Linked DNA regions of Homo sapiens: all the other regions are linked to region 3. The links are chromatin contacts, found by Hi-C or POLR2A ChIA-PET in ENCODE. All regions are on one chromosome and are shown on one strand. Each heading gives the region's core, a stretch centred on a gene start or an enhancer-like site at or near the end of the contact. The rest is flanking DNA. Distances are from core to core; before and after follow the strand shown. Region 1 overlaps TCF3 (transcription factor 3). Region 2 holds the start of NDUFS7 (NADH:ubiquinone oxidoreductase core subunit S7). Region 3 holds the start of PCSK4 (proprotein convertase subtilisin/kexin type 4).

What was found. A loop is a pair of places that touch in the nucleus more often than their neighbours do. ChIA-PET counts read pairs that join two places held with the same protein, here RNA polymerase II (POLR2A). Pooled maps may share reads with other maps.
Region 1: a pooled map shows a loop between it and region 3 (2.7-fold over the local background). The contact joins the enhancer-like site here to the promoter of PCSK4 in region 3. A Hi-C loop is called at or near these places in 2 of 168 maps with a recorded cell type or tissue (both naive thymus-derived CD4-positive, alpha-beta T cell), 5 of 37 single-sample maps with no recorded cell type and 14 of 50 pooled maps. POLR2A ChIA-PET finds 5 or more read pairs at or near these places in 6 of 52 experiments (Caco-2, H1, HCT116 and 3 more).
Region 2: a loop to region 3 is called in a pooled map, with 11 times the contacts of the local background. The contact joins the promoter of NDUFS7 here to the promoter of PCSK4 in region 3. A Hi-C loop is called at or near these places in 1 of 37 single-sample maps with no recorded cell type and 11 of 50 pooled maps. POLR2A ChIA-PET finds 5 or more read pairs at or near these places in 3 of 52 experiments (AG04450, Panc1 and activated CD8-positive, alpha-beta memory T cell).

What each region holds. Positions count from the first base shown.
Region 1 is chr19:1,615,786-1,619,337 of GRCh38, reverse strand. TCF3 (transcription factor 3) reads left to right here. Exons shown (of 19, transcript NM_003200.5): 15 at 1-22; 16 at 104-227; 17 at 3,517-3,552. It also overlaps the pseudogene RNU6-1223P. Among named protein-coding and RNA genes, the nearest start is that of UQCR11, 12 kb to the right of the region's middle. Within about 2 kb of position 2,302, at least 2 of the 41 ENCODE cell types and tissues checked have a DNase peak (open chromatin) inside an H3K27ac peak, as active enhancers do.
Region 2 is chr19:1,382,116-1,385,544 of GRCh38, reverse strand. NDUFS7 (NADH:ubiquinone oxidoreductase core subunit S7) reads right to left here and starts at 1,638. Exons shown (of 8, transcript NM_024407.5): 1 at 1,603-1,638. The coding sequence starts at 1,618. TRF-GAA1-6 (tRNA-Phe (anticodon GAA) 1-6) reads left to right here and starts at 2,111; the gene lies at 2,111-2,183. It overlaps TRN-GTT2-6 (tRNA-Asn (anticodon GTT) 2-6), which reads right to left and starts at 1,982; the gene lies at 1,909-1,982. RefSeq lists silencers at 1,509-1,568, 1,819-1,958, 2,139-2,268.
Region 3 is chr19:1,488,863-1,492,233 of GRCh38, reverse strand. It overlaps PCSK4 (proprotein convertase subtilisin/kexin type 4), which reads left to right and starts at 1,884. Exons shown (of 15, transcript NM_017573.5): 1 at 1,884-2,076; 2 at 2,337-2,441. The coding sequence starts at 1,888. REEP6 (receptor accessory protein 6) reads right to left here and starts at 1,053. Exons shown (of 5, transcript NM_138393.4): 1 at 850-1,053. The coding sequence starts at 964. RefSeq lists silencers at 805-924, 955-1,494, 1,715-2,144.

The DNA of each region.
Region 1 (3,552 bases), core at 1,053-3,552, 130 kb before region 3:
GGGCGGGCGGCACGCAGGCCTGGTGAGCGCTGGGCGAGGGTGGAGCTGGGCAGTGGGCGGGGACCCGGCTCCCCCTGATGCACCCGTCTCCCCACGCCTGCAGGTTGGAGGCAGCCACCCCGAGGACGGCCTCGCAGGCAGCACCAGCCTCATGCACAACCACGCGGCCCTCCCCAGCCAGCCAGGCACCCTCCCTGACCTGTCTCGGCCTCCCGACTCCTACAGTGGTAAGCCCTTGAGCTTGGGACTGTCCGACTCCTGGTTCCAGTTGGGGAAACTGAGGCACTCTAGTGGTGGGGGTCAGGGTGGGAGCCCAGGGCAGGTGTCACCGTGGGGGCACCTGGTGACATGGGCGCCCCAGTCAGCAACTTCAGGAGGGTGGGTAAGACCGGCGGGGCCGGCGTTGGCCCTGGGCGTGTGAGGTGGACAGCTCTGGGCTGCCTCTTCATTCGCCTGCTCCCAGACGCTGTGTGCCTGGCAGCGCTCAGCACTGGGGAAGGGGCGAGGGGTGCAGCAGGATGCCTCTGCCTCAGGGGAGACAGACCAGGAGCTCGCTGCACAGTACAGGTGCCAGGGAGAAGGAACGAAGTGGCTGCGGTGGGTTGGGGGTTTTGTATGGCTTTGAAGATGGTGGCCCATGAGGCCACAAGGTGGTGTTTGGGCAGCATCTGGGAGGAGGCAAGAGTAGGCAAGTACCTGGAGGAGGAGGGTTTCAGGCAGAGGGCGCAGCCCAGGCAAAGGCCCTGGGGCTGGACTGCACCTGGGAGGAACAGCCAGGAGACCCGTGGGGTTGGAGCAGAGTGAGGAGAGGGAGAGAGGGAAGGGGGGAGGGCGGGGCAGGGCAGGTCATGCGGGGCCTTGTGGGCTGCGGGGAGGACTTGGGATTTGGCCATGAGAAAGGTGGCAGCCGTGGAGGGCTGAGGAGGGATGGGACCTGACCCAGGTGCTCACAGATACCCTCTGGTGGCTGCTTGGAGGACAGACTATGAGTGGCACCGGGAGACCAAGGCAGAGGCCACAGGGCTGGTCCAGGGGCCTTGGAGGGGTGAGCAGTGGGTGGGCCCTGCATCTCCTGAAGGCGGGGCCCACAGGATTTGTGATGGACAGGACTTGAGGGTGAGAGAAGGCAGGGTGGCTCTGGGATTTCTGGCCCGAGCTGTGGGTGACACTGGGGCTGGGAACTCCGTAAGGAAGGGGACAAAGGAAAAGGTTGGGGACAAATCTGGACCTGGGCCTGGGGATTGTTGAGTGTCTCAGACACCCATGAGAGGCCCAGGAGAAGGTGGGGTCATTGTGGGCGCTGTCCTGGCCCTGTGCCTTCCACCAGCCCAGGAATCCTGCCTGCTTTCCAGGCAGACTTTCCAAGTACCTTGATTCTATCACTCCTAGGCCAGGGCATCTCACCGCAGCGGCTCTGCCCCCAGGGGACACTGGGTGATGTCTGGGGACATCTACAGTTGTCAGGGCTGAGGGGAGCTCCTGGCATGGAGTGGGTGGGGGCCAGGGATGCTGCTCAGCACCCTGCAGTGCCCAGGACGGCCCCACCCCAGAGAAGGGTCCGGACCCACAGGTCAGCAGTTTCCAGGGGCAGCCCCAAGCTTAGTCTTTCACCCATAGGCTCCCCTCTGTTTCCTTCCTGTCCTTCACTTCGTGTGCTGAGGCCTGGGCTGGTCCTGGTGGCTGGCGTTGGCCGATTGGAGCAGAGTTCACTGTGGGGAGCGGGTGCATTTCTGAGGCTCCCCCTCAGGGTACGGGGGTCTCAGGGGATGGCAGCTGGTTTGCTCCATGTGAGCCCTGACTGATTCCTGGACTCCCCAAGCCCGGGTTTTGGGGGTGGCCCAGGCCCTGCTGAATGCAGAGTGGCCGCATTCATTTGGGGCACTGTGTACCCTTAAGCCACATGTTTTGCAATTATTGTTCTTGAGCTTCATGAACACGGCGTCCCACTAGCGTGTTCTTTACACGCTGGTTTGCTGGCTTATGTTGTGTGTGGGGTACATGTGTGGTGTGAGCGGCTGGGGTCCCATTGTGAGTGTGCCGTTGGCCCTGGCCCGGGCGTGGGGCTGTAGGTCATTCCAACATCACGCTTTCCTGCCAACCTGCTGATCAAGGGTGTGATACACCTGTTGTCAATTCAGAGGAAAGGCTGATGAATTATTTTCCAAAGCAGCCAAGTTGCCCTCCCACAGGCAAGATTTTGACTGTTCAGGTCCCTCAACTTTGCTAGCTGACTGGGTATGAAAGGGTAGCGCAAAGCCACCCTAATTTGCATTTCCTTAATCTCTTGATGTGCTGAAGCGGACTTCCACGTGTTTCTAGCCATGTGGTTTCCTTGTCTGTGAGATGCCTTTTTGGATACCTTGCTTATTTTTCTACTGAGTTACTTTCTTTTTGTCCTTTCCCATTGATTGTGGGAGATCACCTCCTGGTTGGCTACATCTGTGGTGGGTGTCTTCTATTCTTTGGCAAATGCTTTTCTTTTCCTGGTATCTTTGCTGATCAGGAACTCTCAATTCTGATATAGTCCAGCTTACTGATTTTTGTTTTTTCTTTTTTACTTGTTTTGTTTTGAGACAGGGTCTCACCCTGTCACACCAGAGTGCAGGGGCATGATCACAGCTCACGGTAGCCATGACCCCCTGGCCTCAAGTGACCCTTCCACCTCAGCCTCCCAAAGTGCTGGGATCACAGGCGTGAGTCAGCCACTGTGCCCGGCCTGTGTTCTTTCAAAAGCAGCGCTTTGAGCACTTGCTTGGACAGCTCTTGGACTAAAATGAGAATGATAAAGATTAGCATAGCATCTGCACAAGGGTGACGTGGACATTCCTGAAGTGTTCCAAAGTTTTATTCTTTTTTTTTTTTTTGAGACGGAGTCTTGCTTTGTCACCCAGGCTGGAGTACAGTGGCGCAATCTTGGCTCACTGCAACCTCCGCCTCCTGGGTTCAAGTGATTCTCCTGCCTCAGCCTCCCAAGTAGCTGGGATTACAGGTACCCACCACCACAGCTGGCTAATTTTTTGTATTTTTAGTAGAGATGGGGTTTCACCATGTTAGCCAGGATGGTCTTGATCTCCTGACCTCGTGATCCACCCACCTCGGCCTCCCAAAATGCTGGCATTACAGGTGTGAGCTGGTGTGAGCCACTGTGCCCATCCGAAGTGTTCCATATTTTTAAGTTAATGATTGAAACAGTTTACTTTCACCAAAAAAGAAGAGTGTTCTTTTAGCATCTTAGTAGATTCCTGCCATTGAGTTGCTGCAGAATTTCTACACACTTTGTTCCAAAGGTGGTAAAACTGTTTCCCTTTCATCTTGTGGTCCTTAATCTGTCTGGCATTGGTAGCTACACATGGCGTGAGGTAGGGATCCAGTTCTGGTTGTTGGTTTTTTGTTTTTATTTTTGGCCAAGACCTGGTTTTTCCAGGAAAGCCCAAGTCCCTCACCACAGGAGCACAAAGAGATATGTCAGTTGGCCCTGGAGGCCGACGCAGGCCCCTGACCCTAGGCCTGTTGCAGGGCTAGGGCGAGCAGGTGCCACGGCGGCCGCCAGCG
Region 2 (3,429 bases), core at 389-2,888, 110 kb after region 3:
GCCCAGCTGGTTTGTTTTTGTTTTTGTTTTTGAGACGGAGTTTCACTCTTGTTGCCCAGGATGGAGTGCAATGGTGCAATCTTAGCTCACTGCAACCTCCGCCTCCCGGGTTCAAGCGATTCTCTTGCCCCAGCCCCCCAGTAGCTGCGATTACAGGCATGCGCCACCACACCCAGCTGATTTTGTATTTTTAGTAGAGACGGGGTTTCTCCATGTTGGCCAGGCTGGTCTCGAACTCCGGACCTCAGGTGATCCGCCCACCTTGGCCTTCCAAAGTGCTGGGATTACAGGCGTGAGCCACCGCGCGTGGGCCAGGCATTCTTAACAAGGGGCCTGGTGAGGATTCAGAACTGTGAATTTGCTTGGAATAAAAAAATATATATGTCTTTGTTGTCACCAGCATCTTATGGAAAATTAGCCCTTCATTCAATTCTTAGCGTAGGCTGGGTGCCGTGGCTCCCAGCACTTTGGGAGGCTCAGGTGGGAGGATTGCTTGAACTCAGAAGTTCGAGACCAGCCTGGGCAACAGGGCAAGACCCCCATCTCTACTAAAAATACAAAAACTAGCCAGGCATGGTGGCGCACACCTGTGGTCCCAGCTACACAGGACACTGAAGTGCCAGAATCGCTTGAGCCTGGGAGGCACAGGTTGCAGTGATGAGCCAAGATGGCACCACTGCACTCCAGTCTGAGCGACAGAGGCAGACCCTGTCTTAATAAATAAATAAAAAATTCTTAGCATAGACAACAAAATACGGCAGTATTAGCAGGACCTGTAACTTTTCACCAAGCGGAATCACAGATGTTTCCTAGCTATGGTGCAGGGGCTGCAGACGTTTCCGTATCATCAAAGCCTCATTTCCACTCCTCACTCCTTCCAAATCACAGTCGCAATTAGACCTGCCGCTAGATCGCGTTCATAAGGGAAGCACTTAGATTACTAAGTCGCCAATCAGGTTTCAAGACAATCTTTTAATAACTGCCTCTCCGTGTAACTGATTTCCTTGCAATTCTATGGATTTTATTCCATGCATTTAATAACTTTATCTGAGCAGAGGTCCGCAGGCTTCAGCTGATCCCAAAAAAGTCCCTGGAGCAGGACAGGCTCTGCGAGAGGCCCTTACCTCCCAGGGGTGGGGAGGGAGGTGGAGGGTCCAGCAGGGTGGCGTGGATGTCCTGGGTCCTGTTCCTTCCCAGGCCCGGCCCTGTGACCTCGAAGACCCTCAATGGGCCTCAGTTTCCCAGCCTGTCAGGCAGGCCCCGCTCTCTCCAGGGCATCTCAAGAGCAGCCTCGCGGGCCGTGCCCTGGTCTCGGGGACGTGAATGGGGCCCCTCCAGCCTCCACCCCGAGCGCCTTCCTGAGGCTGGAGGCTTGCGTCATGACCTACCGGGCCTCGGTTTCCCCGACTGTACTCTGGACGCAATAACGGCGACCGTTCATCGCAAGCCGGGCGGGGAGCCCGAGGAGCGGCCGGCTCGGAGAAGCCCGGAGAGGACCGCGGCCACGACGCCGGCACCGACCCCCGACGCCACCACGACACCCGAGGCTCCCACGGCCCCAGACCCGCGCGGCCCCACACCCGCCGCCGGTGCCGCGCTCACCTGACAGCACCGCCATCTTGGCCTCGGCCTTCAGACAACCTCTGAGGTCCGTTCTCCTTAGCGCTCCGGGTTCCCGGGGCCGCCGCCCAAAGCGGCTCGGAGCGCATGCGGAAACCGGAACCTGGAGCCGGGAGGTTCCGCTGCGCTTTCGGCCTCCGTGGTCGTGTTGCGCCGTGCACCCCCAGATCACCCGAGGCGGAAAGGTCATCGGAGTGCGCACGTGGGGGCCGCGGGTCTGCGGCGGACCGACAAAAACAGAGGCGACACTCATTTTCTTGTTATTCCAGGAGGGCAAAAGTCACCACGCGTCCCTGGGTGGGCTCGAACCACCAACCTTTCGGTTAACAGCCGAACGCGCTAACCGATTGCGCCACAGAGACGACACTGCGCTCCGGCGCCCTGGGAGACCTTACAAAGGATGTGGGGCCTGCTGACGCGAAACGACTGCGCCTGCGCAGGGAAGGCGCAGCGCGGGACGGAGTCCCGGCGAGAGCGACTCTGCCGCCCAGCCGAAATAGCTCAGTTGGGAGAGCGTTAGACTGAAGATCTAAAGGTCCCTGGTTCGATCCCGGGTTTCGGCAGAAGTTTTAGCGCCTCTTGCGATCACTGATGTCTTTCGTTCAGGATTGGTCCAGCTGCCTCGCAGCTATCCCGGACCCCTTACCGCAACATCACCGCATTCTGCAGAGGAGTCGCCGCGATGTGGACTCATCCCAAAGTAAGGGGGCTCAGACCTCACAACCCCAAAGCCTCCTCTTCCCACCCCTAAGAGGTCATAATTTCAGCTCAAACTTCCCCCTTCCCTGACACACCCTCGATTTTCCATCTTGCTTAAATTGATAAGTTTACAACCAGTACTAATGATATAAAAACTAACACTAAACACCCAAACTAGCAAAACAGAGTTTGCAGAACGCTTTCTGCATGCATATCATTTAATTTTCACAATTCCACTGGAGGTTTTGTCTGCCTGTTTTATGATTACAAAAACAGAGGCAAAGGCCGGTGCGGTGGTTCACGCCTGTAATCCCAGCACTTTGGGAGGCTGAGGCAGGCAAATCACCTGAGGTCAGGAGTTCAAAACCAACCTGGCCAATATGGTGAAACCCTGTATCTAAATCCCAGCTACTCGGGAGGCTGAGGCAAGAGAATCACTTGAATCCGGGAAGCGGAGGTTGCAATGAGCTGAGATCGTGCCACCGCACTCCAGCCTGGGCGACAGAGTGAGACTCCATCTCAAAAAAAAAAAAAAAAGAAAAAAGAAAAAGAAAAAGTAAAGAAAACAGAGGCTCAAATTAGGTGAACACAGGTGACTAGCAAGACTGGGGGCCCCTTGAGGACCACAACAAGTGTTTACTGAATTCGTGCCATGGGCTGGGGACCCACTGCTGAGCAAAGCCAGGCCTGGTCTCTGTTCTTGGGCAGCTCAAAAGGATTGGAGGGGCCCAGCATGGTGGCTCACACCTGCAATCCCAGCACTTTAGGAAGCCGAGGCAGGAGGATCACTTGAAGCCAGGAGCTTGAGACCAGTCTGGGCAACATAGCAAGACCCCATCTCTACAATACATAATAATAATAAAGACTTGGGGGAAAAGCTGACAAGAACCTAAGAGGCTGGCAGGTGCACAAAACCCTCTTCCTTCTCTAGTTCTCATAGCTGCCCGTGCTGTAGGGTTTTGGTTTTATTTTTATTTATTTATTTTTTGAGATGGAGTCTTGCTCTGTCACCCAGGCTGGAGTACAGTGGCAAGATCTCAGCTCACTGCAGCCTCCACCTCCCTGGATCAAGTGATTCTCCTGCCTCAGCCTCCTGAGTAGCTGGGATTA
Region 3 (3,371 bases), core at 635-3,134:
CTGAGGCAGGAGAATCGCTTGAACCCAGGAGGTGGAGGTTGCAGTGAGCCAAGATCACACCACTGCACTCCAGCCTGGGCAGCAGAGCAAGACTCGGTCTCAAAAAAAAGTTTTAAAGGTGGGGAGGGAGGCATTTAAGGAGCGTTTACTACATGCTCTTGCTAGAGATTTGGAAAGGGGAAGGGGCGCGCAGCGTCACCAAGGGTGAAAGTCACGGAAGAACTGTAATGGAGTCACAATCGGGGTGCCTGGATCTCCGGCTCTGTGGGCCCCAGTCCAGCCTCCCCACATCACAGCCGTCAGACAACCCAACTCCGTCTTAACAAACATTTACGCTCGGTGGCACTAAGCCATTGAGCTGGGGGAAGGTGAGCTAGGGCAGGAGAGGAGGAGGAAAGGAGAAGGGTCCTGGGCAGGCCCCCAGGACGGTCCGTTCCCCTTCCCGCCAGGAGCCTCCCCTCAGAAAAACGGGAAGATCTCTACTGTTGCAGCCAGGCCGGGGTCCACGGGGGAAGGGGGACGGCGAAACGCGCAGGACACTGGCATCCCGACCCCTCTGGGGCCACTGGGCAACTGGAAGAACCGGACTTCGGCATGGCAGGCACCCAGCGCCCGGAAGGAGGCGTCGGGGGGCGGCCAGGGGCGGAAGCTAGAGAGGGGTGGCCCGGGAGCAGGGTCGCAGGGCGCGGGCAAGGGAAGGGCTGCGGGCGGACCTCGAGGTCCCAGTCACCTCGCGCGCTCCACCGGCCGGACCGGACCCCGTAGCCGGGGAAGGAGTCCGGTCTGCGACCCCCAGGCCCATGGCCTCGGTGTGCCCGTCGGCGAAACGGGCTAGCGCCGACGGCTCACCTGCAGCCAGATACCGCTTCTCCACCCCGGTCTTGGCCTCCAGCGCCCCCAGCACTTCGGTGACCAGGTTCCTTTGCTCCAGGAAGTGCTCCACGCGCTGCCTCAGGCCGTCCATGGCCCCGACGCGCCCGGGGTTGGCTGCTCGAGCTCGCCCGCGGACCAGGGCACCCACCCCGCTGCACGCGCACCGCTTTCCCGCAGCCTGAGCCGCGATGCTCCGGCCCCGCGCCGGTGTCCGCCCCCGGCCCCCCGCTAGGACCAATGGGAGGGCAGGGCGGACAAAGGAGGAGGGGCCTGCCCCGTCTCCCCCGCCGCATAGCCCTCCGCCACGGCCGCCGCTGCCCAGACCCCGCCGGGAGAGGGCGGGGCGCGGCGGCCCAGGGCACCGATTGGCCGGGCCGGAGCGAGACGTAGCTGATTGGAAGGGCGGTGTCAGAGGATGGGATTATTGGCTGAAGGGTGGAGCCAGGGCGAGGAGAGGCGTGGGGGGGCGGAACCGGGGGGAGGGGCTAAAGAAACATCCGAGCCGATTGGAGAAACGGGACGCGATTCATTGGCGAGACCAGTGGAGGGCGGGGCTGATCACAAAGGAGGCAGGGCGGAATGGTAGGGGCGGGAACGGGGCGAGGCTTATCGGAGGAGGCGGGATTACGCAAAAGAATGATTCTGATTAGGCCGGACAGGAGGCCGGGCTGATTCTCGAAGGAGGGGTGTGTTGGAAAGTGGGAGAGGTCAAACAAAGGGTAGGACGCGTTATCGCAACAGTGAACCCGCTTCTCTGGGTTAGTCTTGTCGTTGTACAAATGGGAAAACTGAGGCTCCCGAGGGTGTGGGTCTGCGGAAGACGGGCAGGCGTGCGTCCCTCTCCCGCTTCTGTTAGATCTTCGCGCCCCTCCTGGCTGAGTAGCCGCAAGGCCCCCTGGGAGTCGAAGCCTTCTGCGTTGCTATGGCGCCGGGGGCGGGTCGGACGCCTGGGCCCACTCGGCGGTTTGGCGGGAGGGAGGGGATTTGCGCAGGCCCCGCTCCCGCCCCGCCTCCATGCGGCCCGCCCCGATTGCGCTGTGGCTGCGCCTGGTCTTGGCCCTGGCCCTTGTCCGCCCCCGGGCTGTGGGGTGGGCCCCGGTCCGAGCCCCCATCTATGTCAGCAGCTGGGCCGTCCAGGTGTCCCAGGGTAACCGGGAGGTCGAGCGCCTGGCACGCAAATTCGGCTTCGTCAACCTGGGGCCGGTGGGTGGGACCGGGATAGACGGGAAGTGGGGGCTTGGAGGGGACTGAACAACCCTAGACCCCGACAAGGGGGAGGGAGCCCACAAGGTCTTCTAAATATCAAGAGTCCCAGCCCACCCCTGCCTCAGCCAAGCTCAGCTTCTGGGACTCCCAGAGAGCACCTGCTGGGGAAGGACAAAGAAGGGGGCTGTTACCGGCCCTCGGGGGCTTCAGCAGGGGAGCCGGGTCCCATCGGTGCGGCCGCTTCCCCACATCCCCAGATCTTCCCTGACGGGCAGTACTTTCACCTGCGGCACCGGGGCGTGGTCCAGCAGTCCCTGACCCCGCACTGGGGCCACCGCCTGCACCTGAAGAAAAACCCCAAGGTGAGCCTGGCCTGGAGGCCAACCCCCTGCCCGGGGTCTCAGCTGCCTCCTGGGGCCACCAGCCATCTTCTGTGGTTCTCGTGGTTGTTATGAACAGCTGTGTGCTTTCTGTGGCTCAGACCCGCCCGGGCCCCAAGTCTATACAGCAAGAGGAGGCAGGAAGACCCAGATACGGAAATCATGGCGCCTGCCAGGGCCTGGTACACAGTGGGCACCTCTTGTCCTCCCCCTCCCTCCTCTGGGCCCCAGGGGCTCTGGTAAGGAGGGACAGACGGCGTGACTTCCCCACCGTCTAGGTCATGGGATGGAGGGAAGGGGATTTTACGACACCGTAATGGGTTCCAAAGAGTAGGAGGCTTGGCCCGGCGCGGTGGCTCACGCCTGTAATCCCAGCACTTTGGGAGGCGGAGGCGGTCGGATCACAAGGTCAGGAAATCGAGACGAGATCCTAGCGAACACGGTGAAACCCTGTCTCTACTGAAAATACAAAAAAATTAGCCGGGCATGGTGGCAGGCGCCTGTAGTCCCAGCTATTCAGGAGGCTTAGGCAGGAGAATGGTGTGAACCCGGGAGGCGGAGCTTGCAGTGAGCCGAGATCGCGCCATTGCACTCCAGCCTGGGCGACAGAGCGAGACTCCGTCTCAAAAAAAAAAAAAAAAAAAGTAGGAGGCTTACAGTCACCCAGTGGCCCTCAGGACGCAGTGTCCAGGCGCTCAGAAAGGGGCCTGGGTCCCATCGGGCTGGGCCCTGTCTAGAAAATGCCTGGGATGTCAAGCTGAGGGGTTGGGATGGAGCCTGGGAAGCCCTCGGAGGCCAGGAAGTGCCTTGAACAGGACTGGACAGCTGCCTGCTTACAGCACCGGGAGGGAGAGCAGTGGCCAGTTCCTGATGTGGTTTGCAAGAGAGAAGCCAGGCCTGGCGTGGTGGTTC